Linked DNA regions of Homo sapiens: region 1 is linked to region 2. Evidence: chromatin loops called from intact Hi-C (ENCODE). Cell type or tissue: PC-3. All regions are shown on one strand. Links, peaks and the distances in the headings refer to the core of each region. The heading gives the core; the rest is flanking DNA. Region 1 has its middle 7.6 kb from the start of LINC02622. Region 2 has its middle 110 kb from the start of LINC02622.

Evidence for each region. A loop is a pair of places that touch in the nucleus more often than their neighbours do. Peaks named below come from ENCODE experiments on the same cell type or tissue, not always from the same donor. Only the 100,000 strongest peaks of a DNase experiment are listed, where the experiment ranks them.
Region 1: a loop joins it to region 2, with 2.4 times the contacts of the local background. A loop is called at or near these places in 3 of 110 quality-filtered maps.

Annotation. Positions count from the first base shown.
Region 1 is chr10:70,930,035-70,932,941 of GRCh38, reverse strand. No RefSeq gene overlaps it. Among named protein-coding and RNA genes, the nearest start is that of LINC02622, 7.6 kb to the left of the region's middle. In PC-3, for the core only: no CTCF peak of the experiment used is centred there; a DNase peak (open chromatin) is centred at 1,651; H3K27ac peaks cover 576 bases.
Region 2 is chr10:71,043,361-71,046,267 of GRCh38, reverse strand. No RefSeq gene overlaps it. Among named protein-coding and RNA genes, the nearest start is that of LINC02622, 110 kb to the right of the region's middle. In PC-3, for the core only: no CTCF peak of the experiment used is centred there; no DNase peak of the experiment used is centred there.

The DNA of each region.
Region 1 (2,907 bases), core at 100-2,599, 110 kb after region 2:
GAAAACTGAGGGTCCCAGGTCACACCATGTGTCAGGACCAAGGTTCCTAGCCCCACCCCAAGATGCCCTCAGCCCTTGAGGCCCCAGGCATTGGCAGGGAGGGTATAGAACCCTGGGGGAGGGCAAGGGCTGTTGACCCCCTAGGCTTCAGGGGCTGATCTGTCATCTACTCTGTCTGAGCCCCAGATGGAGGCGGCTCCCTCCTCCCACCCTGTGCCACCATCTCCTCCATGCTGTAAACCTGTCTTGTAAAAGCCGATGAAAGGCCTGGCTCTCAGCCACAAAAGCCTGCTCAGGCCTCTGCTCCGGCCTCACGTGGCTCCTGAAGCTAGCAGGAGAGAGGCAAGATGCTGGCATTCAGCTGCTCCATAAATCTATCAGAAGTATTTTTTTTATCACTTCCCGACATTCCTCTGTAAAAGCCACTCGGCTGCGTTTACAAATTATAGAATTCATTTGATGTCGGGGACCTGGATAATGGCCTGGGCAAATCCAGCAGAAACAGATGGGAGCTCACCCACTCAGCTCCCATCTAGCTGTGCAGCCTTTGATGACCAAGTCACGGCAATTCAGCCTCTGCCTGCCTGTCTGTAAGACGGGGTTGCAGGTGGCTGTGAGGAGTCGTGAGATCATAGATGTGCATGCCTGGCTCTGGGCCGAGCACACAGTAGGCCCTCAGTAAAGGATGGTGGCCATGACAGGTATTGGAGCCCGTCTGGAGCCATGAGTTGGGGAAGGGTCACAGGGTGCAGAGCCCAAGGCCTGGGCCTCTCAGCCCCATCTCTCACCTCCCTGTCAGGCAGGTCCTCCTGTATCACAGGGCACCCTCAAGGTGAGGATGCTCTGTAAACCACAAGGCTTATACACATGGGGAATTACCATTTTCCTCCTCCCACTCTTCTTCCTCCTTCCAGCAAGCTTGAGATCCTCTCCCCCACATGGAATCTTTGAACATCCCACCTCAAAACTGTTTCGGATGCTAGAAATCCATGGCTTAGAAGTTCCAGCCCTCCATGAACCGTTGGGTTGAGGTTCTCTGGGTCCTGGGTTAAGGATTCTGCAGCTGCTTCAGGCTGATGAGTGATGGCTGCCATCGGCCTTAGAGAATGTGGGGCAGCCCAAAGTATGGCCTCACACTTTGCCGTCGTTCAAGTTCCAAACTCCTTATTCTATAGATGAAGAAGCTGATGTGGAAGGAGGGGAAGGCACTGGGCCGAGGAGTTAAGAAAGAGCAGCCTGACATGTCTCATGCACCTCCTGTGAGCTGCACGCCAGCCACCGTGTCTGGAGGAAGCTGATGTGGAAGGAGGGGAAGGCACTGGGCCGAGGAGTTAAGAAAGAGCAGCCTGACATGGCTCATGCACCTCCTGTGAGCTGTGCACCAGCCACCATGTCTGTACACCATCACGCTGGATCCCGCAGACAATCCCAGCCATTTGAGAAAGGAGGCGCTGCGGTGGGAGCAGCCACCCAACAAGCTGGTAGCACTGTGACCTCCAGGAGCCAATGCACTGGACCCCAGGGTCTCAAATAGCAAAGGCCAACCCAAGACCAGCGAGGCCCGGCAGCTCAGGAGGCAGGTGAAATGGCGTGGCAGGAAGCCACAGGAATCTCACAGAGGGGATGAATCATTTCAGGCTGGAAGCATCCTCTTACAGAAGTTTCCTTTTCACCACTTGAGAGGTAGAACAGAGTAAATTATTAGTAGTGCTGGAAAAGCCAGTCGCCCTCCCATGTGAGCAATGCCGGGAACTTCTCAGAGAGCTTTCCTATCTGACATTGTTCGAGACACTGGGATGCCCTAAAAAGGTGGACAGTGAGGCTCAGCCTGTCCTGTTTCATTAAGGAAGAAATTGGGGCTCAGGGAGATGATCTGGCCTGAGGCCACACAGCCCAACCTCCAGGACTCCTGGTTTAGCACCTGGTGCCTTGGGTCTCTCTTCCCTCTGGGGCTGGAAAAGCAGGACCGGGAACTGTTTTTTGGCTTGTCTTCCAGAGAAAGAGAATCATTGTCTCGCCTTCTGTGTTCCACTCTCCTCCTCACTGGTGCCTTTTGTCCCCGCCTGCTCTGTGCCAGCATTGAGCCTGGGGCTTTCCACACACCATCTCACGAACCTCGCAAAAGCTACATGAAGGGGGAGCGCTCATTGGCCCATTGTGCAGGCAAGGAAACTAAGGCTCAGAGCAGTTGAGGGTTCAATGCCAAGACTGGACTCCAAATGTCTGCTCTTTCCTCTCAGCTATAAGCCTCTTGCCTTCAAGCTCTCCTGCACCGGTTATTAAGCCAAAGCGGCATCTGCTGTGGCCATGTTTTGCGGGGGAGAGAAAGTCATCGCTCAGTCTCCTTTGCTGAAAATGGGTGTAATGATCAAAGTACTCCCTTCCTACAGTCCTTGGGTAGACTGAGATCATGGCTAGGAAACGGAGCCTGACACATGAGCAGTCTTATTATTTTATCGCCCTTGCTGCCACCGCTCCTGTTATGTTGATCTAACACAAGACAAAAACAGAGTCTTGAGAATCTCAACGTGCTGTATCCAAGGCAGGGACTGAGGGGGTTGGGCTGCTGCCACGAGGACTGGGGGGAATTGAGGGCTCAGGGGAGGCAGGAAGATGAAGGACTGTTAAGGTTTTACGTTTTCCGGCAGGATTTAGTGGGAGTGGAGCCTGCAGAGGGGGTGGCACAGGGCTGGGACCAGCACGGGGCTGGATTCCAAGCATCCCAAAGGCCAGACCCCAGTGCCTGTGCCTCTGAGCCCGGGTCCAGCCCTGCCACCCAGGCCCCATCTGCCTGCATTGCCATCTCCTTGGCTTGTTAACTCGGTCAGTCCCTGGGATTTTATCAGGCGCCTCTGAGGTGCCCATTTCTGGGCAGCAGCATTGCAGGAAGAGGAAAGGCCTGTGACA
Region 2 (2,907 bases), core at 192-2,691:
GATGAGCTGGCTTCCTTCTGCCCAGTACAGAGGGTTAGGGGAGGCATGAGCTAAAGCTCCCAGCAGCTGGGGAGAGTCATGGGCCTGGTGACAGGATCTGGGAGGGGCAGCCACACCAGTCACCTCAAGAAGGGGCCGTCTCCCTGCCACTCACAGACCCCAGGGCCGAAGAGAGCTCTGCAGCCTGGGTACCTCGGGGAGCAGAAGTCTCATGTGAGTAGGCAGGTCGGGCTTCTGATGACCCATCTCTGTGTCCAGATGCCTGTTCATATCTGCCCCACATCCTGCTTGCTGCCTCAGCCCATTCTCTCTTGTGTTTTCTCACTGGTTCTGAGAAGGATGGGTGAGCATTTTCCCCAAAATGAAAAGGTTCAGAGAGACACTGCAGGGTCCCCAGCCCCACCTGCAGGTCTCTCTGAAGCCGTGTGATCCTAGCAGTGGATGGCCGTACCGACAGCCTGTCACTGACCGCAGGAGTGCCTCACTACAGCCTCAGTTCAATTCTGCACATTTCCTGACAAATGAAGGCCCAGGAGACAGAGTTGCCAAGGCCAAAAGTCTGAGAAGCCACAGGAAGATGCACTGCCTCCCAGTTCCTCTTCTGGGTACATCCAACGCTGTGAGAGCAGGCCAGGCGAGCAGAGCTTGGCATTGACAAATGGCCTGGCCCACTGACCCTGCACTTCCCCTTGCTCAACAGCTATTGACAGCTGCTGGGCACTTGAGTTTTTCTCTTTTCTCTGTTGGCTCTTTTAATTGGAAAATATAAAGAAAATGCCTATTGATTCCACGTAACTGATAAGCTCCCCACTCCTGGGCCTTTGTAATCAGGAGCCGGAGCCTGACCCTGGCTTGAAGCCCGAAGGAGGAGGAGTGGGAGGGGAGGAACACAGCCAGTCCAGCTCTGGGGGGCTCCCCTGCCCCTCCCGACAAACTCATACACAGGCCTCCAGGACTGGGGATACAAGAAAATTTAAGAACCTTCCCCGCTTCTAAGGAAGTTCGCTGCTCCGAATTTTCAAAGCATATAATTTTCCCTAACATTTACACACACTGTGTTTACAAAGCAATTTACATTTGCAAAGCCCTTCAACATTTATTGTCTCATTTGATCAAGTTATTTACTGCGGAGGACAACTAGCCCTGTAGTCCCCCCTGCACTCACCAAGCTGTGCCTGTGGGAAACTGAAGCCCTGCTCCCAACAGTCGTACGAAGTGGTCTGGAAAGATTACCGTCCCGTTTTATAGATGAGGGCATTGAAGTTCAGCGACATTGTAACTTACAAGGTCACACAATTGGAAATGGGTCAAAGTGAGACCTCTGAGCCCAGCCAGGTGTTCTACTCCCTAGGAATGAGGTTCTTTGGTCATGTGGTTGTCAAGATACGGGGCCTGCCTGGCAGACTCCTGCTTAATGTGAACCACAGTCGGATTTGAAGAAGAGCTTCCTAAGAGAAAGGGTGATTGATAATTGTGATGAGCAAACCAGATGATATCCCCTGCCATGGAGAATGCTCATCTCAGGCAGGCTAGGGCCTGCAGCAGGGGGCTGGACAAGATGACCTCCCTAAGCCCCTTTGGCACAAGAAGGCTGTGATTCCCAGAGTGCCAGGGAAATGGATGCCCATCAGCCTAAATGGAACCACCCCGGCCTACTTGTCTTCCTTTCGGCACACACCAAGACATGAGTCATAGAAGGTCCATGGAAAATTTATTGTATTATCAATATTTAATATCTCCAGAGAGGTGACATCAGCAAAATTGCCTGGCCTGGCCCAGCCATCTAGATGGACAGTGGGACAGGCCCTTCATCTCCCCAGACACCTTATCCTCCCCACATGGGGGACAGGTACAATTTATGGGCTTCTGGAAGTGGAGGGTGGCATGTTCCTCCAGCACTGTGTGTGCTGGGGTGAATGGCTCATTCCTTAGGATTGAAACTTGGGGTCTCTGGCTGTTCTGAAATGCCAGTGAAGGGTGAGATGCTTTGGAGGTACTGTGTGGTTCCCTGCACCAGGGTCCCAGACCACGCAGCTGTGATCCCCTGCCCAGCACATGTACCCAGGGCGCTGATGTCACCAAAGCCTGAGAAAAACTTGGCAGGTGGCAGAAGACATAGAATAAGGCAGAGTTAACTCCTCATGGCCACCTTCACGCCAGTCCTGCCTGGCTGCACCATTCCTCTTCATCAGCCAAGTAAGTGAAACTCTGGGCCTCAGTTTCCTCCTCTGTAAAATGGGTTATGCTCTCTGCCTGACAGGCTTGTTGCAAGGATGGAAATATGGTTCCATTTGATATATGCCTGGCCCAGATTGGCCCAAGAGGGGTCCAATTCACCCGTGGTCTCAGCCCCCTCCACCCTGCCCCAGGGGAGAAGGGGAGGGCACAAGGCATGATGGCAGCAGGCAGACTTTGGGGGACCAGGACATACAAGAAAGGGCAGCACTGTGAATGAGGCTGCATGCTGTTTCTGGCTCTCCAGTGCCTCTCATTTAGCCCCCATTATTCATAGCTGGGGAGAGGGAGGCTCCGAGAGACCGAATGATGTGTCCAAGCTGACATGTAGCAGAGCTGAAATCTGAACCTATTGGATCTTTTTTGCATCTTTAAAGTGCCCGAGGTCTGGGTGAGATGGGGAAACTGAGGCAATGGCAGAGGCAGTTCAAAGCTGTACAGGCTGATCTCAGGGAGCATCCCAGAACCCAGAGTGTCTATGTCCCAGAGGGGATTCTCCTCCCATGAGCTCTTGTCCTGCCCGGGGTATGGTAACCTCTGCCCAGTCTGACCGGTGCACCATGGCTCCTCCAGCAGGAGCAAGACCTCCCACCCCAGCCCTCAGGACTCTACCTGCCCAACCCCATGGGCCCCTTAAGGCCTGAGAGTCAGAAAGTTCTGAGGTGCCCAAGA